Linked DNA regions of Homo sapiens: all the other regions are linked to region 2. A link is a loop called in an ENCODE intact Hi-C map of the cell type or tissue named here. Cell type or tissue: OCI-LY7. All regions are shown on one strand. Links, peaks and the distances in the headings refer to the core of each region. The heading gives the core; the rest is flanking DNA.

The links. Hi-C counts contacts between places; a loop is a spot of excess contacts. Peaks named below come from ENCODE experiments on the same cell type or tissue, not always from the same donor. Only the 100,000 strongest peaks of a DNase experiment are listed, where the experiment ranks them.
Region 1: a loop joins it to region 2, with 3 times the contacts of the local background. A loop is called at or near these places in 1 of 110 quality-filtered maps.
Region 3: a loop joins it to region 2, with 2.9 times the contacts of the local background. A loop is called at or near these places in 1 of 110 quality-filtered maps.

Annotation. Positions count from the first base shown.
Region 1 is chr5:6,727,448-6,735,331 of GRCh38, reverse strand. All of the region lies in intron 1 of TENT4A (terminal nucleotidyltransferase 4A), which reads right to left. Among named protein-coding and RNA genes, the nearest start is that of TENT4A, 18 kb to the right of the region's middle. In OCI-LY7, for the core only: CTCF peaks have their summits at 6,446 and 6,655; DNase peaks (open chromatin) are centred at 5,671, 6,661 and 7,131; H3K4me3 peaks cover 2,067 bases; H3K27ac peaks cover 2,714 bases.
Region 2 is chr5:6,180,892-6,192,009 of GRCh38, reverse strand. No RefSeq gene overlaps it. Among named protein-coding and RNA genes, the nearest start is that of LINC02145, 150 kb to the left of the region's middle. In OCI-LY7, for the core only: CTCF peaks have their summits at 4,800 and 5,001; DNase peaks (open chromatin) are centred at 3,479, 3,959 and 4,279; H3K4me3 peaks cover 2,089 bases; H3K27ac peaks cover 2,225 bases.
Region 3 is chr5:6,649,421-6,654,420 of GRCh38, reverse strand. It overlaps SRD5A1 (steroid 5 alpha-reductase 1), which reads right to left. Exons shown (of 5, transcript NM_001047.4): 2 at 2,413-2,579. Among named protein-coding and RNA genes, the nearest start is that of SRD5A1, 18 kb to the right of the region's middle. RefSeq lists enhancers at 4,198-4,889, 4,890-5,000. In OCI-LY7, for the core only: no CTCF peak of the experiment used is centred there; a DNase peak (open chromatin) is centred at 2,250; H3K4me3 peaks cover 1,637 bases; H3K27ac peaks cover 1,867 bases.

The DNA.
Region 1 (7,884 bases), core at 2,885-7,884, 540 kb before region 2:
AAACCACTACACCATGTGGCCTACTGCACCTCACAGTCCTGTTCTGAGGATAATAACAGGAGTAGAGAAATTTAGAGATTCTAACAAAGATGCAGGCTTGGAATTATTAAATAATTGGCCCAAAGTCATGGAAGAATGCCAAAGCTAGGATACTAAAATTCTATCCACATCCCCCAGATTTAACTCATTAAAGCATATTGTAAACAGGGCATTCCAATTTGTCAAAATGGCACTCCACATTTCCACCTGCAGAGTAGAATGTACTGTCAACTTTAAGTTCTACCTGAAGTAACGGCAACATCAAATAGCTTTCAGGACCTGTGCAGCCACATTCACCACCCTCAGGGGCATCCCCTACTATCAAGAGATGCTCAACACTCCAGGAAAGGAAGAGCACGGAGATAACACCTGCTGCAGTCTGCCTTAGACACACAAAATCAGCGTAACATGGCATCCGTTTTTGTCAAATGTCTGTTCCCTTGCACAGGGAGAAGAGGGGGTGGCCTGGTATTCCTCCCCTAAATCAGGAGAGATTAATGGCGAGGCATGGCCTGCCCATGCTCCTAGCAGAAGTGGTGCTCAGGGGAACACTGTCCTCCTGACCTTGGCATTGTGTCCAAACAGTAAGCTGCACTAATAACCACACCTGTCTGAAATCTGTAATAAAATGCACCTAAAAGTGAGCAACTGCTGTAACAAATATTAGATAATAAGAGACAGGAATAATTTTGTTTTGCCTTCTCAGAATAGAATGGAAACTGCCGGGGGCCCGGCCATCCATGCCTCTTGGATGACGGAGTCAGACAAGAAGGCTCTGGCGAAGTGCCCCACTGGCCCTTCTTCAAGGAGAGCAGGGACCAGCAAGGTGCCGCACGACTCCAGGACTGCCCACGAGGCAGTGTGAGACTGGTGGCGGCCGTGGGACAGTGCCAACCATCATCATTACATCCTCTGGGCTGGCCTGAAAAGCCCCCAGCCTGCCTTCTGCTTGGCTCTTTGTGAGGCCCTCAGAGGGCGAGGGTTGGGGGCCAGGCAGCAAGGCGGAACACTGACCAAACTGAGAAAAAGTGCACAGTAAGAGTAGCCCAACAAAACCCACGTGAGGGCACCGCCCAGCCGTGCCCACCCAGCGGCCTCCCTGGCCCTTCGGCCTCCCTGCAACCGCATGACTCTGGAGGCCATCTGTGGATGGACGCAACAGCGCACTGCTCCGTCTCCGGTGCCCAGAACAGCGCTTGCCTGTGCATGGAATCAATCAATCAAGTTTTGCTAAGATATTTTGCTGACCTTGTCATTGCTGATGTACACTCTCTACGACATCTAAAATTAACATTCTGAAAATATTTTACCTCTGCAATGAATAATTTGATTTGTTAGCAGAAACCATTTAAATCGCCAACTATCCCTTTAAAAATGTAAACATTTTTACATTTTTTGGATTATCTCATTCAATACTAACACTGCCAGGACTTTTCACTGCCTTAGGAAGCTGTGCACATACCTTCACAGATAAGCCCTGCCGACCACAGGCCACGCCGCCAGCGCAAACTACAACATACCTCCTTTACTCATCTATGACTTCAAATACTGAATATGCCCGCTGGTTCAATTCTCCAAAAAGTCTGCCACAGAAGTACATCAATGAAAAGTTTTAATCATTTCTCCTCAACAAAATAGAAATAAGTTTAGTCTTATGTTCTCACATACCAAACCTCCAGGGAATTTACAGCTGGCAGGACGTCTGCATAAAAACCACACTAAAGTCTCCTATCCACAGACCCGTCATCAATATCTTTTAAAGCTCAATTTCAGTTCTGCTCACTAGTGTTCAGTCTCCAAATCGAAGAAATTTCTATGCATTGATCATAATAGAATAAATCCCTCTACAGTGGATCACAAAGGTGGCATCTCAGAACCAGGAGGACACAGTGAGAGCCCTAGGCAGCCCTGGGGCCCTGCTGCCCCCCAGGCATGCCATCATTCCCCTCCCCATGAGAAAGGCTGGCGGCACGCCGGGAAGCAGTGCCAGCCAAGAGGCGGCCTGACCATCCTCCCCTGCAGCCTCAGGCGGCCAGTGAGACCTGGGAAGTGCCTGGGAGGGCTTTCCCAGGAGGCTTCTTAGGGAGGAGTTGGCACACAGCCCTCTGGCCTCACCCCCTACTCCTGACACATTAGGCTGGCACTCTCCAGCTTGGGGCTGTGAGTGGCCCAGGAAACTCCTATATGATACACATCTCATTCTCAGCTGAGGAGCTAAACGGACAAACTGAGGTGGGGCCAAAGGACACAACGCCAGGAACACTGCCCCCAGAACCGGAAGCAGAGCTTCCAACTGCTCCGTGGTGACTTCTAGCCTCGTCTTAGATTCTGTCACCATTTTGAGTTGGCTGTGGTGTAGAAAAGAAGTAGGATCTATAAATGAAGCAAGCCTCTGATGCTTGTCTCTGTGAAGTGAAATCCTGGGACATTAGCAAGGCTCCAGCCCCACAGAGAGCAGGGTCAGCTTCCCGATCCATTGCCACGGAGCAAACTCTTAATGATTCATTTCCTAGTTATCTTAAGAAAAAAGGAAATGGTGACAGCAGAGGTTTTTTTTAGTGAATTTTTATTTTAGTCAGGAAACTACTCGAAAACAGAATTCTGAAGCATTATTTCCTAGTGTGCTTTACTAAAAATTAGAGAATAAAGTTCATTGAAAAACAACAAAAGATCACTCTCGTTTACAATCACTGCCTTGCAAGAGTCCAAACCCATCGAAAGGTAATGACTGACTTCTCAATTTAGTAAATTCCCGATTTTCTGCTTTTAGTACTGAAAAGCAAGATCAGCAATGTTTTTGTATTTTAGTATCTGGTATATGCTTGCTGTATGTATTTATGAGACCCAACTTACTGAGCTATTTTAAGAGCAAAAGAAGGATCCTACAGTTAGAGAACAAAACTATATTATTCCATAGCTAATAAAGCTATTGATGACAACAGGTGACCCATTTAGGGGACGATTTTCAGCTTTAGAAGCTGAGCTAATGGGATTAACTGGTTTTCAAGCTTGTAAATGTGAATTAAAGCCAAAGCCAGGGAGGACTGGCTGGTTTTGAAGCTGGGGCCAAAGAGGTGAAGCAAGCCCACCCGTGCACTGCCTCACCCAGGCAGGCGCTTTGTATCTCTCCCAGGGCAGAGCTGGCTCCTCCCCCATCTCAGCCCCAAGGCTCTGCCCTGCCTTCCCCAAAAGTCACAATTTCTAAGTTGTTCAAAGGTGACTTCTTTGTAGTCAACCCAAGGACAGGCAGCTGCACTGCAGTAGGTAAAGGGCAAAGGAACTAAAGGGCAAAAAAGGCAAAGGTCATAGCCCAGAAGCCAGGACAGCGTATGTAAAATAAAACACTTTAGAAAGAACAGTGGGGCTGGAAGAAGCACACCAAACACTTCATAACGCAGGTCTCTGGGTGGGGAACATACAGGAACATACTATGGGCTTGTCTAGGACATTCTCCTAGACTTTAAATCCAGTAGCTTCTTTTAAGCAAAGTGATGGTCAAAGGTCAGATTTCACTGGATGTTTAAGGGAAAGGAAACGTCACGAAAATGAACATGCCCTCCTCCTCCAATCTGGTTACAAGAAGTTTCAAGCCAGGAGTTTTGGCCCAGGCCTGCAGTCCAGCTAGTCAGGAGGCTGATGTGGGAGGATAGGCTGACAGCCCAGGATTCGAAGCTACAGTGAGTGGTGATTACACCACTGCACTCTAGTCTGGGCAACAGTGCAAGACCCCATCTCAAAAAAAAAAAAAAAGTTTCAGCACCTTAAACCCACTGAATATGAGGACCTGCACTCTGAAGAACAGGTGCTTCCAGTCTTCCCAACTCACTGAAATTTCCCAACTCTCAACACTCAGGTCTACAGTTCTGTCCATGTTAATTATGTGCCTCAGTTTACCTTTAACACCCCGTTAATCTCATCAATCCTGAATTCTAGGGAAAAAGTGATTTGACAAACTGCATGTGAGTTCAGTTCCCAGTCTTTTCCATTACAACGTAAAATGCGACAGAAAATACTGGAAACTCATTAACTGTGAATTTATTCTCTTCCTCTCCTCCTCCAACTCTTCCTTCAAAACCCTTAAAACTAGTGGTTTCTCAGAAATCGAAGTTCCCTCACTTCAGCTCCACAATGTTCACTATGCATTTTTGCCCAAAAAAACAATACCTTAGTGAAAATATTTGGAGTTAACCCTGCAATTTTGTAGATTTTATAACATGCTTTGATACGATTACACCAAAACAACAACTGATTCAGACACTACTACATCGCACTGATAGGGTCTGGATTAATATTTAACTTTAACTAGGAAGAGTGGGTTGTAAGCAAATCACAAGTAAAGCATAATGAGGGAATGACTGCATTGCTTCTATTTTGAGGGATCAATGATCCTCTTTAAAGTATCCATTTACTGATACAGTTAATAAGCTAATTATAAATCATTTTTATTTATTTTTGATTATGTTACAAGGCAACTAATACCTGCACAAATTAGAAAACTCAGAAGCAGGACTTCAAGGCTTTTTTTTTTTTTTTTTTTAAATTAAGGCTCGAAAGAAGGAAAAGGACTGAAACTATAAATGAAACCCTTCATGTTTCTAGGGCTGCCAGTCAGCTGCTTTTAGTGCCTGCCTCAGTTCCGCCCACTCTGGGCAGGGAGGGACCTATCGATGTGCCTATCTTTCTACACAGGGGCTGTGAATGAAGCTGCAGGCTCACGTGTAAGGGGAAGGCCAGGCAAGGACCCAGGACAGTCTGCTGCAGAGGAAAGGGGCACCTGACAGCTACCGACAGAGGAGGAGGGCGCACTCCCCTGGAGGAGGAGCAGGAGCTGTGAGCCTCCTGAGACAGCCAATGCTAACTCGGTGAAAAAGGTTAAGACCGACTAACATTCACAAAACAGCCAAGGCATAAGGGCTCTGCAGCTTAGGAATCAATGCGGAACTCAGATCTACATGAATTCCACTCAGCAAATGTAAGCCTTTTTTCCCCTTCCCTCCCACATCTCTCCTGGGATGAGCCACATAGGATCCTGGAGCAGGTGATGTCCCAGGGCCAGTCAGAACCTCACCGGAGTGTGAGCAGAGGTGCCTTTGTGGGTGCTGGGGGGTGCAACACTTTCACCCTAGTAAAGCAAACCCAAGCACGCTGCAAATGCTGCAAATGCCATGCAAGGTCCTGGGGCCACTCCGGGGGGGGGCGGAGAAACAACATTATCTTCTCTTCCCCTCAGAACAGAAAGTAAGAAAGGGCTTAGGTACCAGAAGCCTGTAATAATTAAGCTACAGAAAAAATACTTAACTTGGGAATCTGCATTGGTTCTAAGCCCACTGCTAAAGAAGAAAATGAGGCACCAGACCAGGATGAAGCCCTGCCATCTCACAAACTGAGTGGGCAGATACTCCAGCAGTGGGGCCAGAACTACTCAGAACCACCCCACACCACAGGTACCACCCGGAGCAAACCCAGGGGAGGCACCCCACCTGCTTAACATGTCCTCAACCCAGCTCAGCACACACACACAAAAAAACCACCAAGGGGTTCAGTCTCCTAATACTGGAGTCTGAAACAACCCACAGTGCAATCAAGGGCCCACAGACTCTGAAAGAGATTAAGGAGAGGCCAAGAAGGCACTTCCTGAGCCACATCTGCTGGCTCCGATCCACCTGCCACCCAGCCTGGCAGTGCAGCCACAGCACAACTGCTGACTACCGCAGGGCAGCTCTGGGTGCTCCGAGGGAACCGCGCCTGCTGTGAAACTGCGTGACTGCGCCTGGAAGCTAGTGCAAGCCTTGCTTGCTAGCTCAAGCAGCTGATCACTTTTGAAATGAAAACAGCTATACTTTCTGTTGTCTTTCCAGATATCCTTACACTGGATGAAAGATAAGTGAGCATCATCTTTTGGGGCAACAATACAGAATAAAAGCCAAGAGGCTAAAAACATTAATATCCTGGGACACTACACAATATCCACATTACTAACATTTGCACTAGATCCTCCCAAATAATAGTCTTTGAGGCAAATATTACTATTTTCATTTTGTAGATGACAAAACTAAGTATTCATTAGACATATGGTAACTGGCCCAAGACCATACACAACCAGGACTGAAGTCTTCATCTTGAAGTCTGAGCCACTGAGCTGGAAGCCACACTCAGGAAGGAACCCAACACAGAAACAGGCCAGTCCTTTCCTAAAGAGTGAAAAGATGTAAATATAACTCCAATTATTCAGAAAATTGTGTACATCTATCTATACAATATTTTAAAGTTGTTTAAAAGAGCTTTTTAAGGACAGGAGGAAATGCTTACCTAGCATTTTTTTAAAATACGAAATGATACATTTGCTACATATTTAAAGCACCATTAAAAGTGACAAGAAATATGCTCAAATGTTAACAATGGAAAAATTATAGGTAGTTTCTGTATTTTCCAAATTTTCTTCAATAAGTCATCATTGCTTTTATAATCCTAATAAAGGAAATGTAATAATTTCAGTTTTACTAATTCATACTGCAAGGGTCAAAGAGCAGACATCACTGTGCCCGTCTTAAGTCTTCTGTAAGAATCTGGTATCCCCCAGCCTTTACACTAAAGTCACACCAGCAGGGGCTCCCTCTGGGCTCTGCCGCCCAGCACCACAGGCCCTCATGCTGCTGACGCTGTGTCAGCTCCTAGCCCCGCATGGCTAAAAGGCCCCTGCGGCCATGAAGTTCTGGGTCTGGTTTAGAAAGTTATCCCATACCCTAGACTGCAGCAGTACACGTCCCTGCCCTGCCAAAGGCAAGGCCCCTGAAAAAGCTATCCTACAAGTCCGAAAACCCTCCAGATGAGCTTTGTGAGGAAGGCGTTCTCCCAAGTGCCCCAACCACACCAGTAAGGCCAACCAGGCTCTCTCCATCATGCCAGCTCTCAGAGGCACCGCTGCCAGGGGGCTGTGCTGAGTGGAATTCTGAGGCTACATTACATAGCCTTAGTAAAAAAAACTGTTACTATTCATTGGTGATGAATACTCATTAGCTGACATTCACCATCTTCCTGCTGTGACCAGACACTCACTGTATGACATGCTTCACTGAGTCTGATGAAACCGCCGTCACCCCATTCTACAGACAGCTCAGAGGCAAAGCACCTGCCTACACCTCACGGGCGCCGTGAGACCCCAGGCAGCAGCTGCAGCTCTGCAGCCCCTGCCCTCCGTACAGTCAACCCCTTGAGGCCCCCGCCAAGATGACAGAAAACAACTATTCGAGAAAGGACTATACAAAAGGCTGGAAATCACCAATTACACAAAGTAAGTATGAGCGAGTGAGAGAGAGGGAGACAGAGAAAAGAACTCACTGGATCCAAAGATGTAAGCCAATATTAAAGCACAGCAAGCAGATGGGATTCGTGGTCTGCAGCTATTTACCGTGAGCCTCTGCACAGCATACCCTGGCTGATACAGACAGCAGAGCTGTGGGCAGGATGATGAGATGTGGCCCCTACTCTCACTGAGTTTATATGGGAGGGACAGGGGGCATGATGGGGAAGATAAGTAGCCAAAATAAACCAAAAAGTTGCTATGCAGAAATTTAAACTGGCAACCACGGCTGTGAACTTTAGGTTGGTCAGGGAGAGCCTCCCTGATACCAAGTGGCTGGTACTGAGGCTGAGATGGGAAAGGTAACGAGCAGCCAGTTACGGAAAGACAAGGGGACAGCACTCTGGCACAATGGACAGCAGGACAGGGCCCCCAGGTGGGATGGACTAAGAGGGCACCAAAGGCACCAGCACAGCCCAAGCAGCGGAGTCTAAGACCAGGCCTGAGTGTACCCGTCTCCATGGGCCAGCTACAGAGCAGAGAGT
Region 2 (11,118 bases), core at 2,652-7,651:
ACTTTTGTTCTGCAGTTTCCTCATGAGATTAGAGTCATTCTTCTTGAACTTGCTGTCTTTCTCTTTCCTGATATTATCCTTCTTTGACTGGAGTAAATCCTCAAATAACTTTCTAAGAAAAAGCATGGACACTTTTTGAGTTTTTGCATTTCTGAATCTATATTTATTTTCTTTGAAGCTGAGTTGGTAAGTTGATTGGATTTAGAATTCTAGACTCAAAGGAAAATATCAGGAGTTGTTGCTGAGAAGTCTGATGCTGGTCTCATTAGTATGCTTTATAGGAAATCTGCTCTCTTTCTCTAGCAGCTGTTAGACTCTCTGGATTCTTGGTGTGCTAAAATTGTACAAGATGTCTTAAATGAACTATTTTTTATTCATTCATTTTTATGCTGCTTAGTAGATTCCTTTAGGCTTTTGATTTATCAGTTATGGTCTCAGCAGAAAACAGATGTCTACTCAACATAGGATAATTTGTAAAGAATTTATTTATGTTAACATTTGTATGGCATATGGTTATATGCATATTCTTAACACTGCCACACTGATGATAATCATTTGAATCAACTCCACAGTTGCGTTATGATAAGAAGTCTTTGACGATTATCCTTGAGTATTGACTTTTTTAACATTCGTATGATTAATATTTTTAAAGTAATTTTTATTGTGTATATTTAAATCCTTTTAAAAATCTATATGTATCTCAGAACTTCATGTTGAAAGATATTTAAATTTGCAAAGTGTAGGCAGAAGTGGGAGACCAGAGAGGATAGTGCAGGACCCTGCGGTATGATAACCAAGCTCCATTAACACCCCAGACCATAGAGAAGCCACTCTGAGGAAGCCTGGAGAGGGGCTCAGCCTGCCAGCTGCAAGCCTGCAGGGAGAGGCTGCAGGAAGAACCCTGATCTCTGATCTCTGTCTTCTCCCCTTCTGTAGCAGCTGCTGCCCATTGGCTAAGCCCAGCTGGAAGCCAGAGGGCAGAGTCGAGGTCCATGTGAGCCTGACTCCCGGGGCGTTGAGTGGAGTGGAGAAGGGTAGAGAATGGATCTGAAGTGGCGAGCAGGAGCCAGCCAGCCCGGAAGATGAGTTCTTAGCTGTGCAACAGAGCTAGCCATTTTTCTTTGAGTTTTTGCCTCTTGGTTTTCCTGTTTTTCTCTTTCCGGAATCAGTTGAATGTTGAAGTCCTTGATGTCTCTTGTACTTTTCTTCTGTTTGTCCTTTTGCTCCCTGTTCTGGGAAATTTCCCAACCTTCTATTAAATTCTTTCCCCCACCGCCCCCACGAGACGGAGCTTCGCTCTTTCGCCGAGGCTGGAGTGAAATGGTGCGATCTCAGCTCACCGCAACTTCTGCCCCCCAGGTTCAAGCAATTCTCCTGCCTCAGCCTCTGGAGTAGCTGGGATTACAGGTGTGCACCACCATGCCCGGCTAATTTTTGTATTTTTAGTAGAGATGGGGTTTCACCATCTTGGCTAGGCTGGTCTTGAACTTCTGACCTCAGGCGATCCATCTGCCTTGGCCTCCCAAAGTGCTGGGATTACAGGCATGAGGCACCGTGCCTGGCCTATTAAATTATTTAATTTAGGAAAACATATGTTTTACTTCCAAGAGTTCTTAGTCTCTGTTCTCTTTTCATTGCAAACTATTCTTCTTTTAAAAAAGAAATCATTGGTTTTTCACTTACTGACTTATAACCTACTATATGCCAGACACTGTTTTAAGCCCTAGAGCTCTACTAAGGAGCAAATCCACTGCTGTCGTGGAGCTGAGATGTCATCTGTGGGCTGACCCATAGCAAATGAACAAGTAAATCAATACTTGGTATGTCACCATGTAGTGCTGAGTTCTATGGGGACAAGATGCAGGTAAGGTGGCTCGGGAAAGGCAGGACTGACGGGAGATTGGGGAAGGGTTGTTATTTTATAAAGTGCAGACAGGAAAGGCCTTGCTGATATGGTGACTTTGGGATGTAGATCTGAAGGAAGGGAAGGAGCCAGCCATGATGATATGTTTGCTGGATGCAGTAATTTGTCAAATCACTTTGAAGAGTTTCATCAAGGTCTTTTGTTTTGTTTTGTTTTGTTTTGATCTTCCCCGAGATATCACATCCCCCACACCTCTCTCAAAGGTCGGTTGAATTATCAGTTTCTCTTACGTGTCCCATTTCTTTCATTCTGATGGTTTTCTTCACATGCTGCCTGATCCTGCAGTCTAATCATTTTAAGAATGGCTGGGTGGGTTAATATATCTAGAAATTGGGTGTAGGTTTCCTCTGCTGTTGTGAGTGGAGAGCTAACTCCTGAATATGGAACCCCTGGAGAGTCTTGGGTATATAGAGGAGGCCTGTTGCTGGACAGGACTTACCTAAGTGTCAATGAGTGGGTGGCTGGCTTTTGGGAAAAGGTTTACTACATCTGTCTATCCATCCACTTGTCCATCTAACCATTTGCCTGACCATCCATCCATCCATCCATCCATCCATCCATCTCTCCATCCTTCTTTCTTGCCTTCCACCCATATAATCGATTTATTTTTCCTGGAGAAAAGTCTGAGATGTTGGAGCTCTGTGTTCACCAAAATAGACTTTCAGTACCTCCATCCTCCCACCCTGTTTTTGGCTCCTCTTCCACCTCCACCCACTATCTGCCATCTATGGGTCTAGAGCTTCTCTTAGGTTCTGTGCACAACAATTTATCTTCCCCTTCCAGGGCATGGTGTGAAATTTGAAGCCAGGTCTCCTGGGTACCCATCCTGACTTCCACACTTATCAGCCTTAGGATCTTGGGCAAGTCACGTAACCTCTTGGGCAAGTCACGTAACCTCTCGGCGCCTCAGCCTCCTCAACTGCAAGTGGAAATGATGATAGCACTGATCTCAGGTTGTTGTGAGCCTCGATGTGAGAATGTGAGTCGAGGGTTTATCACTGGGCTGGACACCTGATCCTCACTCGGTGCATGTTACCTGATATCATGGTGCTCCAATTATTATTATTAATCACTGGGCTGGACACCCAATCCTCACTCGGTGCACATTACCTGATATCACGGTCCTCCAATCATTATTATTATTGCAGTTATTTTTCTTATCCTCTGCTCTATGCTTTTTCAGTGAAATTTTGGCTGTAATGTTTTATTTTGTTTTATCACTTTTTAAGCTTCCTGGAATTTGTTGAAATCTCTCATTTGTCAATGAACTCTTCTTTTTCTCTTTGCCATTATGAGTTTATTCCTCTGTTATTCTCTTTTGTTCTTTTCTGTTCTTAGTCTCTGTCTCTGGTAATCATTTTGCTCTCATTTTATTGGTGTCTCATTAGCAGGGGAGACACAAAAGTGAGTGCTTGATCTTTTCCTCTATTTATTTTTTGACAGTTCAAAACCACCTAAGATGACTGGGTCCATTCTATTCAAAAGATAGGATAGCAGCTTCTTTGTGGTGGGCGCTGGGCTCTTTCACTTCCGGCTCAGCTGTTTCATGAGTGGTCTCGCTCCGCCGGTCAGAGCTTTGTGTAGGTGTCTCCTTGCATCTGCTCTCTCTTCGGGGCCTGCAGATCATAGAAATTTATTTTCATGTCTCTCTCAGGGACCCCAGAGCATGTCACACAGCATGACCTTTTCACTACTAAGTAGAAGGGTAAATTACATTATTAACTGACCCTCCACAAGCACTGTGTCTGTACTAAGGAATAGCAGGTAACAGGTGATGGTTTGCTGGGTTCACTGTGATCTCAGGTACACGTCAAGGACTTGCTTTTCCAGTGGGGGAGAATTGTGTTGTGGCAAATCAGGAGCACTGAGTCACTCCCTATTCCACAACTTTTAGCTGAAAAATGGGAACAGCCACTCTTGCTACTGGTTTGCAAAATATTTGTGAGGTTTAATGAAAGAGAAGCAAGTTTTCTTTTCAAGCGTGCTCAGTGTTGTGTCACAGCCACACTGGATGTAAAAATACATGAATAAAACTCAGGCTGTTTCTGACCATGACTGAGCCTTCCTCCTCCACAACCCTTCATGGTGACTGTCAGTAACAGGCAAACCAACCTGATGTTTTCTCATTAATCTTTGAAATGTTTTCTCTGCTAAGGGTCAACAAGGAGCTAAATGAGAGAAAAGATAAGAAGGAAAACAAAAAAATAATAATAAACTACATAATTAAAAACTAAAGAAAACACACCAGTGGCTTCTGAACAATCAGAGTAGCAGTGTGAGGACAGTGTCACCTCCCCAGCTGCCTCTGTCCCTCATCCTCCCCTAGAGACCTTGCCTTCATGTGGGCTCCCAGGGGACGTGGTTCTTTGACCTCTCCTCATGGTGAGCGTGAGTTTGCCCTCCCTTGTGTGCCAGCAGTGGGTTGTCCAGGTGCATGTTTGTCATTGGACCCCCATGCAGGGTATTTATGTTGCTTTAGTTCTTATTGTCCAGTCATGCACTGGTTTTGTGGAGATGATCTTCTTCCGTGAATCCGATGGTTGCTGGGGAAAGATGGAACTTGAAAGATGGAAGTCTTCACAGAGTTTCCCTGAATAGTAGGAAAAAACAAAACAACTGGCTGTTTCCTCCTGCTATACTCTTAACACAGATCACTTCTGGTGGGGTGGGTTTTTTTTCTCCACACCAAGTAATTCTCCAGTGGACACCCACTGGGTGTCCTACAATTCAATTCAACTCTGACACTAACCAGAGTTCCCACAAACCCCACAGGTTAAGGGCTCAGTCCTAAAAGACTGCTTCCACTTCAGACACCAATAACAAGTACCAGATTGTGTCCTATGATTATGACCAACCAGCTATAAATCAGGGTCTCCATGACCCCCTCCTTGGATAATTTGATAGGACAGCTTACAGAACTTGGGAAATGCTAACATTAACCAGTTTACTAGACAAAAAAAGGATACAGATGAACAGTTGGATGGAAGAAAGGCACAGGGCAGAGTTTGTGGGAAGGGGTGCACGGCTCCCATGTCCCTCTGAATGTGCTGCCCTCTAGGTACCCCTATGTCTTCGTCAATCTGCAATCTCTCCAAACTCCATAGTTTTGAGATTTTAATGGAGGCTGCATCACAAGGACATGATGCCTTACTAACTCCATTTCCAGCTCCTTTCCCTCACTGGAGAATGGGAGTTGTGGCTGAAAGTCCCAAGCTTCTAATCATGGGTTGGTATTTCTGGTGACCCGCTGCCATCCAGAAGCCCACCAAGAGTTGCCTCACTAGAAAAAAAAGATGCTCCTGTCACCCAGGAAATTACAAAGGTCTTAGGAACTCTGTGTCAGGAGCCAGAGTCAAAGACCAAATATTACAACAAAGATGTTCCTAACTCCCCTATTGCTTAAGAAAATTCCAAGGGTTTTAAAAGCTCAGTGCCAGGAACCAGAGTTGGAGACCTATGTATGAATATAAATATATTTTTTATTGTTTCACATCCCCAGTCAGACAAATCATAAAGCAGAAAGGAGTGTGTGCATCTGCTTTGTATTTGTTACCTATTCTTGGGTGACAAAGTGCCCCAAAACTTTGTAGCTTAAAACAACAATGACCATTTATTGTCTCTCCCCGCTTCTGTGATCAGAAATTCAGGAGTAGTTTGGCTGTGACATTCTGGCTCAGAGTCTTCCATGAAATTAGAGCCAGACAATCACTGTGAGGAAGTCATCCCAAAAGCTTCTTTGCTTGCATGGGTGGTGCCTGGGTGAGGGACATCCCCAAGCTGGGCTCTTTGGCCATCAGTGGTCTCTCCATGTGGTCTCTGCAGCACAGCAGGGATGGATTCCCTAGGAGGTGGCTCAGGGCTTCAAAGCCACCTTCCCTGACAGAGAGAGAGAGCCAAAGAGACAGGGAGAGACAGGAGTGTCCAGTCGAATACATCGCCTTTCCTGACCTGGCCTCAGAGGCACACAGTGCCACTTCTGCCACAGTTTATTTTCAAAGGCATCTGCATAAACACCCGGGTACAAGGAGGGTGAAGAGAAGCCTCCAGCTCTTGATGAAAGAGGAGGTTTTGAAGGAGTGCATGGGGCAGGAACCATCACTGTGGCTTTTGTTGGAAAGTAGAACCCACCACACGCCTTCTCTTCAGGTAGAAGCCACCACGCACCTGCTCTTCAGGTAGAAACCACCTCACGCCTTCTCTTCAGGTAGAATCCACCACACACCTGCTCTTCAGGTAGAAACCACCACACACCTTCTCTTCAGGTAGAATCCACCACACACCTGCTCTTCAGGTAGAAACCACCACACACCTGCTCTTCAGGTAGAAACCACCTCACGCCTTCTCTTCAGGTGGAAACCACCTTACGCCTTCTTTTCAGGTAGAAACCACCTTATGCCTTCTCTTCAGGTAGAATCCACCACACACTTTCTCTTCAGGTAAAATCCACCACGCACCTGCTCTTCAGGTAGAATCTACCTCATGCCTTCTCTTCAGGTAGAAACCACCTCACACCTACTCTTCAGGTCTTTTTACTTTTTCTTTGATGACAATGGTAACCTTCCCTTAAAATGGATGGCCACTCTCCCCTGCTTACTGTAATCACATGTGCCTTGTCATCTCTCAGTCCCACTAGGGTAGCAACCTTGGTACATGACTTGGGACCTGATACTGTTCGTCCCACTATTATTAATAGATGACTTTAGGCAGCTCACTGAAGTGGGGCCAGCTTTTCCCTCTCTAAAATTGTAATGAAAATGCCCATTGTGGGCCGGGCACTGTGGCTCACGCCTGTAATCCTAGCATTTTGGAAGGCTGAGGCAGGAGAATCACTTGAACGCAGGAGTTCAAGACCAGCCTGGGCAACATGGTAAGACCCCATCTCTACAAAAATTTCAAAGTTAGTCAGGCATGGTGGCTCGTGCCTGTAGTCCCAGCTACTGGGGAGGCTGAGGTGGGAGGACCACTTGAGTCCAGAGGTTGCAGTGAGGTATGAGCACACCACTGCACTCCAGACTAGGTGACAGAGGGAGACGCTATCAAAAAAAAAAAAAAAAAAAAGAAGGAAAATGCCCATTCTGGGCACCTGGCCAGAAAGACCTGTGACATCTTAGGACCCAGGGGAGAAGAGAAACACCACATGTGAACAAACGCTCTTAACATATCTCCAAGTTTCAAGGTAATGTCGGTCCTATGGTCTGAATCCCTAAGTCCTTCCTCAGGAGAGGTGCACAGGCTGTCACCTGGTTGTCTGTTCCAGCCAGGGGCGCACAATGGACAAGGCATTGGTTCAGGTGCTATCTGGAAGTCAGCTATTTGGAAAATATGGAATCAGGGCATCCACTTGAAGCCCACCATCCTCTGGATTGGCTGCAATATCTGGGCCTACCCTTCTTGGGACTGGCCCCAGTACCTGGGCCCTGAGCATTTTGCAGCCACACTCTCTGACCCCTTGTGGCTCTGGAGGCCCCTCCCAGGCTCTTTGTGCTGATATGACTTGGGCCAGAGCCCAGGGTTTCAGGATGAAGACTGAGGTTGGGAGGGGAAGGGATTGGAGAAGGAAGAAGAAGGGATGAAATCCCAGCTGTGAGAGGAGAGATGAGAGGCAGCAGCATAAGGACATCCTTTGTGGCCAGGCAGGAGATGAGTGGCACTTTGATGGCTGGTCACAGGGAGGAGGTTGGTCCATAGAAGCATGCCCGAAACTGCTTTTGATCGACCACACTGAAGAGGACGAGCATGTGCTGCCAGGGCCACCTCCCATGGGCGCAGCTTCTGACTGTGAGGAGGACACTCAGGAGCCTGGGCGGCAGGGATGTCAGCCTCTGGCCTTGAGGTGGGTCCCACTGACTACTGGAGACCCTTGAGTGAGAGGTGACAGGGGAAGCAGATGAGAGGCCTCTCTGCCTGCTCAGACACCTGCCAGGTGGGGTCCTGAGGGGTATGAGGGGATGAGGCTGGCTGCCTCCTCTCCTGTTCCTTGTCTGGCTGCAGGAGGGCCCCATGCCATCAGTCACCAGCTAGGGGTCATGTCCTTGTCGGGACGTTCTGGAAAGAGCAGGATTTCATGGCTCTGTCTGGCCAGAAGCTTCAGTTTCCAATTACTGGGGCTTGATTAACTCTCCAGGTAAGAGGGGACCCTTGTTGCACCACTGTCCATCCTCAGGGCCCTCTGCGATTGTTGGTATCCCAGGAGGTGGTCACCTTACAAAAGGGATCTCCACATCTCAGGGCAGTTCCCAAGTTGTAAACACAAAGAGCGCTGCCCTGGGAGGAGCCCACGTGAAGAGGATCTGGGAACTGGTTTCCAGCGACCATGTCTGGGTGTTTTCCCCTTTCACAGCAATCTTCCATGCCAAATTTTGAGATTTACCGTACGAAAAGGTGGTAATCTGATGCAGTCACACTCCTTCCCCTTGCGTGTCCTCTGTGCGACGCTGATGTGATAACCTTGCTTCTACAGTGGTTCCTTGCAGTGTGACTCAGAAATCCTGGCCAGTAGGGTTTACCTCCCGGGCAGCAATGCCACACTCCCACAGCTGTAGAGGACACCAGCAGGATGTGATGTTGACTCTAAGAGGTTTCAACCCAAACTAGACACTGGGGAGGAAAAGACATAGTGCTGAATATTTGTTTCTGTCATATTTTGGAAATTAAAAAAAAAACACATTATGAATACACACATACACATAAGTTATTGTCATGTTTTTACTTTATTTATAGAGTAATTGGTAAAGAGGACACGTGATAGTTCTTGTTTCTAATTACTTTTCCATGCAATTTCCATGGAGCATAGTCATTCACATTTATTTGTCTTTATTTATTATTTTTTTTGAGACAGAGTCTCAGTCTGTTGCCCAGGCTGGAGTATAATGGTGAGATCTCTGCTCACTGCAACCTCCGCCTCCCGGGATCAAGCAATTCTCCTGCCTCAGCCTCCCAAGTAGCTGGGATTACAGGTGCCTGCCACCATGCCTGGCTAATTTTTGTATTTTCAGTAGAGAGGGGGTTTCACCATGGTGGCCAGGCTGGTCTTGAACTCCTGACCTCAGGTGATCCACCCACCTCGGCCTCCCAAAGTGCTGGGATTACAGGCGTGAACCACGGCACTGGCCTATTTATCTTTATTTTTAAGTCTTCAAGGATGAGCTCTCTCGGAGATGAAGAAAGGTAACCAGGAGAGTAGCCGACCTGCAGCCAGGGGCTTCATCATCTCTTCTCACTCCTGTCAGAGTGGGAGGACAGGGTGTGAAGGCTGACCTGGGGACAAGGTCCTCCCAGGGCAGTGGGTTACCATCCCATTGATTCGGACCTCACCTGAGCCCATTCCTTGAAGCCAGAGATTTGCAGTTTTTCAAAAAGCCAAAACAAACCAAGGTCCCAGGCTCAGCAGCACTTTCTCCATCTCGGGAATGTGGGCATCCTTACTTGCTCTGCCACCTGAGCTTGGCGTGGGGTGCAGGTGGTGAGCCATTTCTCCAGATGCCACGGGGAAGCCTGGCGAGCTGGTTGCTTAAGGTGACCAGGGCTGGCGCCCATCCGCTGTGACCACTCGTGACGGCGCGGGACTCCCAGAGGGGTGGGGGCCTCGGGGACCCTGAGGGAATGGCGGCATGGTCGGAGGCTGGGGCAGGAGCGTCCAGGTGTTGATGATATGGGAGGCAGCTTTGAGAGCGTGGGGTGTGGTGTTTGGTCAGCTTTTATAGCTCATGTTGGGAGAGCCTCCCGGGCATCCGGGGCGATTTCATGCTAAGTCTCCCTCACGTCGGCAGGGGCCACGCAGCCAGCGATCAGTCTCCACCATCCACAGCCTCAGGAGGTCAGATCGTGGCCGCTGAGAAGGCCTGGAGAAGGGCAGGATGGGCGTTTTGTTTGGAGGGTAGGTTGTGCCTCGCTGAGGGTCTCTGCTGGCTCTGGACTCCATCTCCGTCTAGGTCGGGTGTCTTCAGAGGACAGCATCTGCACTTCTCAAAACAAGTTGGTCACGCTCACACCTGAGCCCAGCTTCTGTCACCTTCTGCACTTTTCCGAGCCTCGCTCTGTCTGTCTCTCTGCGGAGAGGAGTGAGGCGGCTCTGCACCTGAATTCACCACAATCGCTCCGTCGTAAGGTACAGTCTCACCACAGCTGGAGCTTCAAGGGATGTAAAATGCTTGTAGCAGACAGAGGAGCACCCCAAACGTAAGTGCCAGATTTCAGTTTTCTAATGGGCTGTGGAAACAGCAAAATGACATAATCCTGTCCTGCATATTGATTACTTAGACACTAAAAGCATCTCTCCTCTGTTATACAAAGGAACCCAGACAAGAAAAACAACAATAACGACAAAGAGCAAACCTCCTGTCAGGGTGGCTGTTCCATTCTCAAGCAGGAGAGCAGCACCCATGCAGAGGGAGGTGTTTTGTTGGACTCCGCCGGCATCAGCCCTGTCGGGTCAGCCCTGGGATGCAGTGCAGGCATCAGCTCCTGCCCAAAGACAATGCTGGGTGCAGGCCGGAGGACAGCAGCCTCTCAGCCCAGGATTTGCCCTGAGGTGGAGGGAGGAGTGGCTGAAAGAAGTGAAAAAAGGAGCCATCCACCAGGTGATCAGAAACCTGAGACCTCAGTGCCTCCAGACACTGTTCATAGGAGGAGCCCGTAATGAAGGCAGTCTAATGGGAATGACCTGGCCTCTGCAGGAGCAGCAGAACCATATGCCCTGTGGCCTCCTGAGAGCAGGGCTGCCTGCACCTCCTTCAGGATGGAGAGGAGGCAGGGGAACCACCAGGGAGTTGGAGAGAGGAAAGGGCACACCTCCCTCAGGATGGAGGGGAGGAAGGAGAGCACCATAGGAGAGAGGGAGAGAAGGGTCACACCTCCCTCAGGATGGAGGGGAGAAGGGGAGCACCACAGGAGAGAAGGAGAGGAGGGTCACACCTTCCTCAGGATGGAGGTGAGGAGGGGGAGCACCACAGGAGAGAAGAGAGGAGGGTCACATTTCCCTCAGGATGGTGGTGAGGTGTGGAGCACCACAGGAGAGAGGGAGAGGAGGGTCACACCTCCCTCAGGATGGAGGGGAGGTGGGGAGCACTACAGGAGAGAGGGAGAGGAGGGTCACACCTCTCTCAGGATGGAGGGGAGGAGGGGGAGCACTACAAGAGAGAAGTAGAGGAGGGCAACACCTTCCTCAAGATGGAGGGAAAGAGGAGGGAGCACCA
Region 3 (5,000 bases), core at 1-5,000, 470 kb before region 2:
TCTTTCTATAAAATATTTTAGATTAACCACTTTTGCTGTTTTGAAAAACCTTTTGTTAGAAATTTGCTGGGCATGGTGGCTCACACCTGTAATCCCACCACTTTGGGAGGCTGAGGCGGGTGAATCACCTGAGGTCAGGAGTCCAAGACCAGTCTGGCCAACATGATGAAACCCTGTCTTTACTAAAAAAAATAAAAAAAATTAGTTGGGCATAGTGGCATGCACCTATAGTCCCAGCTACTCGGGAGGCTGAGGCAGGAGAATCTCTTGAACTCAGGAGGCAGAGGTTGCAGTGAGCCGAGATTGCACCTCTGCACTCCAGCCTGGGCGATAGAGAAACTCCATCTCAAAAAAAAAAATATATTATTATTATTTGCTTATTACTTCATGGTAACTACAGTAGGCATAATTACTTATTTATGTAATTTCACGTCTGTTTCCTCACAAAAACAATAAACTCTAGGCAATAAATATAACACACAAAAGGTAACCTAGATTGTCTTCCACTTGGCATATTTTTTCCTTTTCAAATCCTTCTGTTTAATTGTAGAGAAGTCAAGAGGTCTGTCTACAATTGATTGGTGTTTGGAATCTCTGACCAGCTTCACAGTCACCTCTACGTGATGCGAACCATCTGCGGAGCTACTTTAAACAGGAGGGTTCTTCTGTTGTTGTTCACCATAGAGGTGAGTCCCATGAGACTCTCTGGCAAACATTTAAAATCTGTATCTTTAGTTAAAAAGAAAAAAAGAAAGAAATTCCCCTTCCTCTTATTCCTTGTTACCACTTGCGGAAGCTCAGCTTGGTGAGGTGGTGGAAATCACCGCTCTGCCATTCACTGCGTCTAGATGTCTTGGGCCAGCTGTGTAACTCTTCTGACCTTTCACATCTTAGGGACATCCTTTCTGCCTCAGAGAACATGGGGAGGCATAAATCGTGTGATCTGCACAGGAACTCAAAAGCCTGTTCTTCCTCTTGACAGGTAGGGCAGAAGAAAATAAAGTAGTCAAAAAGCAGGTAAACCAAGAAGATATTTGGGGGTAGTGTACAACAGTTTAGTACCAAAGAATTTAGTCTAGCATTTCATGGAGGCACAGACTCTGGAGCTAGAAAAGGATCTTGAAACGCCTTCTCAGCCAACCCTCCTTTTGTAGAGGAGGGACAGGTGTCTCACTGTAACGATCCTCAGGTATGATGAAACCTTGGAATAAAATTCTAATTCACCAACAAAAAACATGGCTGAGAAATGTGAAAGGGATCTCTCAGCAACAAAGTACTATCCAAGTGTTAGTTTATTTCTATGATTATAAATTAATACACATGGAGAAAAAGCACAATGCAATGTAAGGTCACTTTATGTAGCTTAAGGTGAAGCACTGCAGGGTAGTTTGCAAATCTGACAGACTGACTTCAGACTTTTAGCATGCTACCATTGTAAGCAACACCTCAGTATGGTTTAATATCTAAATGCTAGGATAGACTAAACAAATATATAGAAGAACCTTTCTTATATATAAGATCCCTGAGTTTTTTTTTTTTTTTTTTTTGAGACAGAGTCTCACTCTGTCACCCAGGCTGGAACGCAGTGGCACAATCATGGCTTACTGCAGCCTTGATCTCCTGGCCTCAGGTGATCCTCCCACCTCAGTGCCTCTGAGTAAGCTGGGACCATGGTGCGTGTCACCATGCCCAGCTACGTTTTTGTATTTTTTGTAGAGCTGGAGTTTCGCCATGTTGCCCAGGCTGGTCTTGAACTCCTGGATTCAAGTCATCTGCCCACCTCAGCCTCCCAAAGTGCTAGGATTACAGTGTGAGCCACTGCACCCAGCCAGAGTGTTAATTTTTAATGCTCTTGCAAATATTTTTGATGGCTGTTTTATTTTCATTTTTGCTTAGAACTTAAAAAGTTATAATTAGAGGTTGAAAATGTACATTAATTCACATTAACTGATACAAATAAAAAAATTCAACAACTTCATAGACCTAAAAGTTGATTCAAGTTCATAGAATCACAGAAGCTGCACTGTAGGAAGCTAACCCAGTCTGGGTTTTCCTCATGTCATGGAAGGAACCGCAGGAGATTATGTGGTCAATGAGTGGCCAAAGGGTCTCAATCTTTAGTCCCTGCTCATTCTGCTACAGCCCACTGCTATTTTTGGGTTCTTGGCCTGACCAGGCACCTGTGCTTCAGTGCCTGCCCGTGCGGGGGAAGGTGCCCAGCACCTGCGTCACCTCTCTGCCCCCAGCTGTGCTGAGACAGCTGGGCTCTCCCATGGGACTCCGGGGTGCTGCTGCTTTCTCTGTTGTCTTTGTTCTCACAGGAAGCTTGGACTTTCTCATTAGAAACCACTGGGACATCAATATAAAAGCAATGATGTGAACAAGGCGGAGTTCACTGCTGTGGACACTCACCTATTAGAAAACGGGGATCTGTTACCCAGTCATCAGCATACACTGCACAATGGCTCAAGTATCTGCTTTGCAAATAGCCGTTACAGGTACAGAACATAATCGCCATTGTACACGCCAACAGTGGCATAGGCTTTCCTCCTCGCATCAGAAATGGGTAAATTAAGCACCTTAGGAAACAAGAAACAGGCACAATTTTTTAAAAAATTAAAGATAATCATTTCTGTAATCCTATCTTAAATGATTTGGGTTTTAAATCTTACTTTCTTGTACAAATGTCATCCTCAGTAACATTTATACTAATTTATTATATCTAAGCTAAAAGTGGATTTTGATTTTAATTTTATTTTTTGAGACAGGTTCTTGCTGTGTTGCCCAGGCTGCAGTACAGTGGCTTGATCATGGCTCACTGCGGCCTTGAGCTCCAGGGCTTAAGCGATCTTCCTGTCCCAGCCTCTCGAGTAGCTGGGACTACAAGCATGTGCCACCACACTTATTATTATTATTATTATTATTTTGTAGAGACCAAGTCTCAATCTGTTGCTCAGGCTGGTCTCAAACTTCGACCTCAAGTGATCTTCCTGCCTTGTTGTCCCAAAATGTTGGGATTATAGGCGTGAGCCACTGTATCCAGCCAAAAAGCAGATTTTTCAATAAAGCATTACCACGTTTCAATCATGTTTACCACAGTGTACAAACTCCAGATTCTACTTACATGCAATATAAAACAGAATACACTGAATTTGAGAAAACTAGGGGCTTCAAGAGGCTCTCAAGATTTCCACTATCCTAAAACCATTAACTAGTCCTAGTCTAAGTAATAAGATTTGGAACACATCATCACATCATCCATCACCATTGCAATGGCTTCCATTCACTGAGCACTTTCACCTGCTAGCCCCACCCCCAATTCCCCCAGCAACTCCTTGCCCCCAGCTCAGCTAACCAGGCAGAGGCACTCTTATCCACATTTGATAGAGGATAAAATTAAGACTCAGAGTGGTAAAGTAAGTTGCTCAAGGCCACAAGCTAGTGAGTGGCTGAGCTTAAATGTAAATCGGGGCAATTGAAAGATCATGTTCATTCTCAGTAAACTATCACAAGAACAAAAAACCAAACACCGCATATTCTCACTCATAGGTGGGAATTGAACAATGAGATCACATGGACACAGGAAGGGGAACATCACACTCTGGGGACTGTTGTGGGGTGGGGGGGAGGGGGGAGGGATAGCATTGGGAGATATACCTAATGCTAGATGACGAGTTAGTGGGTGCAGCACACCAGCATGGCACATGTATACATATGTAACTAACCTGCACAATGTGCACATGTACCCTAAAACTTAAAGTATAATTAAAAAAAAAAAAAGAAAGATCACGTTCTGTTGTACCACACTGGCTTAGGTGCATTTTACTAAAGGTTTAAGGAGTTAAAATAAAAGGACAAGAAATTAGAAAATTATAAAGAGAATGCAAAATGTTATTCTCTGTTTGAATTTTCTTTTTAATATAAGTGTATAACACATTGAAAGAGGGGACATCACTACATATCCTACAGACCTTAAGAGGATAATAAGGAACTCTTTTTTTTTTTTTTTCAAGACAGGGTCTTGCTCTGTCACTCAGGCTAGAGTGCAGTGGGGCAATCATGGCTCACTGCAGCCTCAACATCCTAGGCTCAAGTGATCCTCCTGCCTCAGCTTCCTGAGTAGCTGGGACCTCAGGCACACACCACCACACCTGGTTAATTTAAAAACTTTTTTTTGTAGAGACAGGGTCTCTCTATGTCTGATCTCTAGTCTGGTCTTGAACTCCTGGGCTCACGTGATCCACTCAGATAATAAGGAACTATTATGAACAACCTTATACCAATAAATTTAACAACTTGATGAAATAGACAAAGTCCTTGAAAGACACAGATGACCAAAACTGACCCGAGAAGAAAGAAAGACAACATGAATAGCACTGTTACCAATGAAATAAATCCAATTTAGACTTATGAAATTCTAGAAAAGGCAAAATGAGACTCAGGGGAGAGGATTAACCACAAAGATTAACTTTCCCTTTTTGGGCAATATTACTGCTCTCTATATATTAATAGATTGTGAAGGGTGGGCGGGCAAGATGGCTGAATAGGAACAGCTCCGGTCTTGCAGCTCCCAGCGAGATCGACACAGAAGGTGGGTGATTCCTGCATTTCCAACTGAGGTAACTGGCTTATCTCACTGGGACTGGTTGGACAGTGGGTGCAGCCCACGGAGGGCGAGCCGAAGCAGGGTGGGGCATCGCCTCACCCAGGAAGTGCAAGGGGTCAAGGGATTTCCCTTTCCTAGCCAAGGGAAGCCATGAGAGACTGTACCAGGAGGAACGGTGCATTCTGGCCCAGACACTGCGCTTTTCTCATAGTCTTCGCAACCAGCAGACCATTCTCTCCAGTGCCTGGCTCAGTGGGTCCCATGCCGATGGAGCCCAGAAAGCTAAGATCCACTGGCTTGAAATTCTCGCTGCTCCAGAGCAGTTTGAGGTTGACCTGGGATGCTAGAGCTTGGTGGGGGGAGGGGCATCCACCACTGCTGAGGCTTAAGTAGA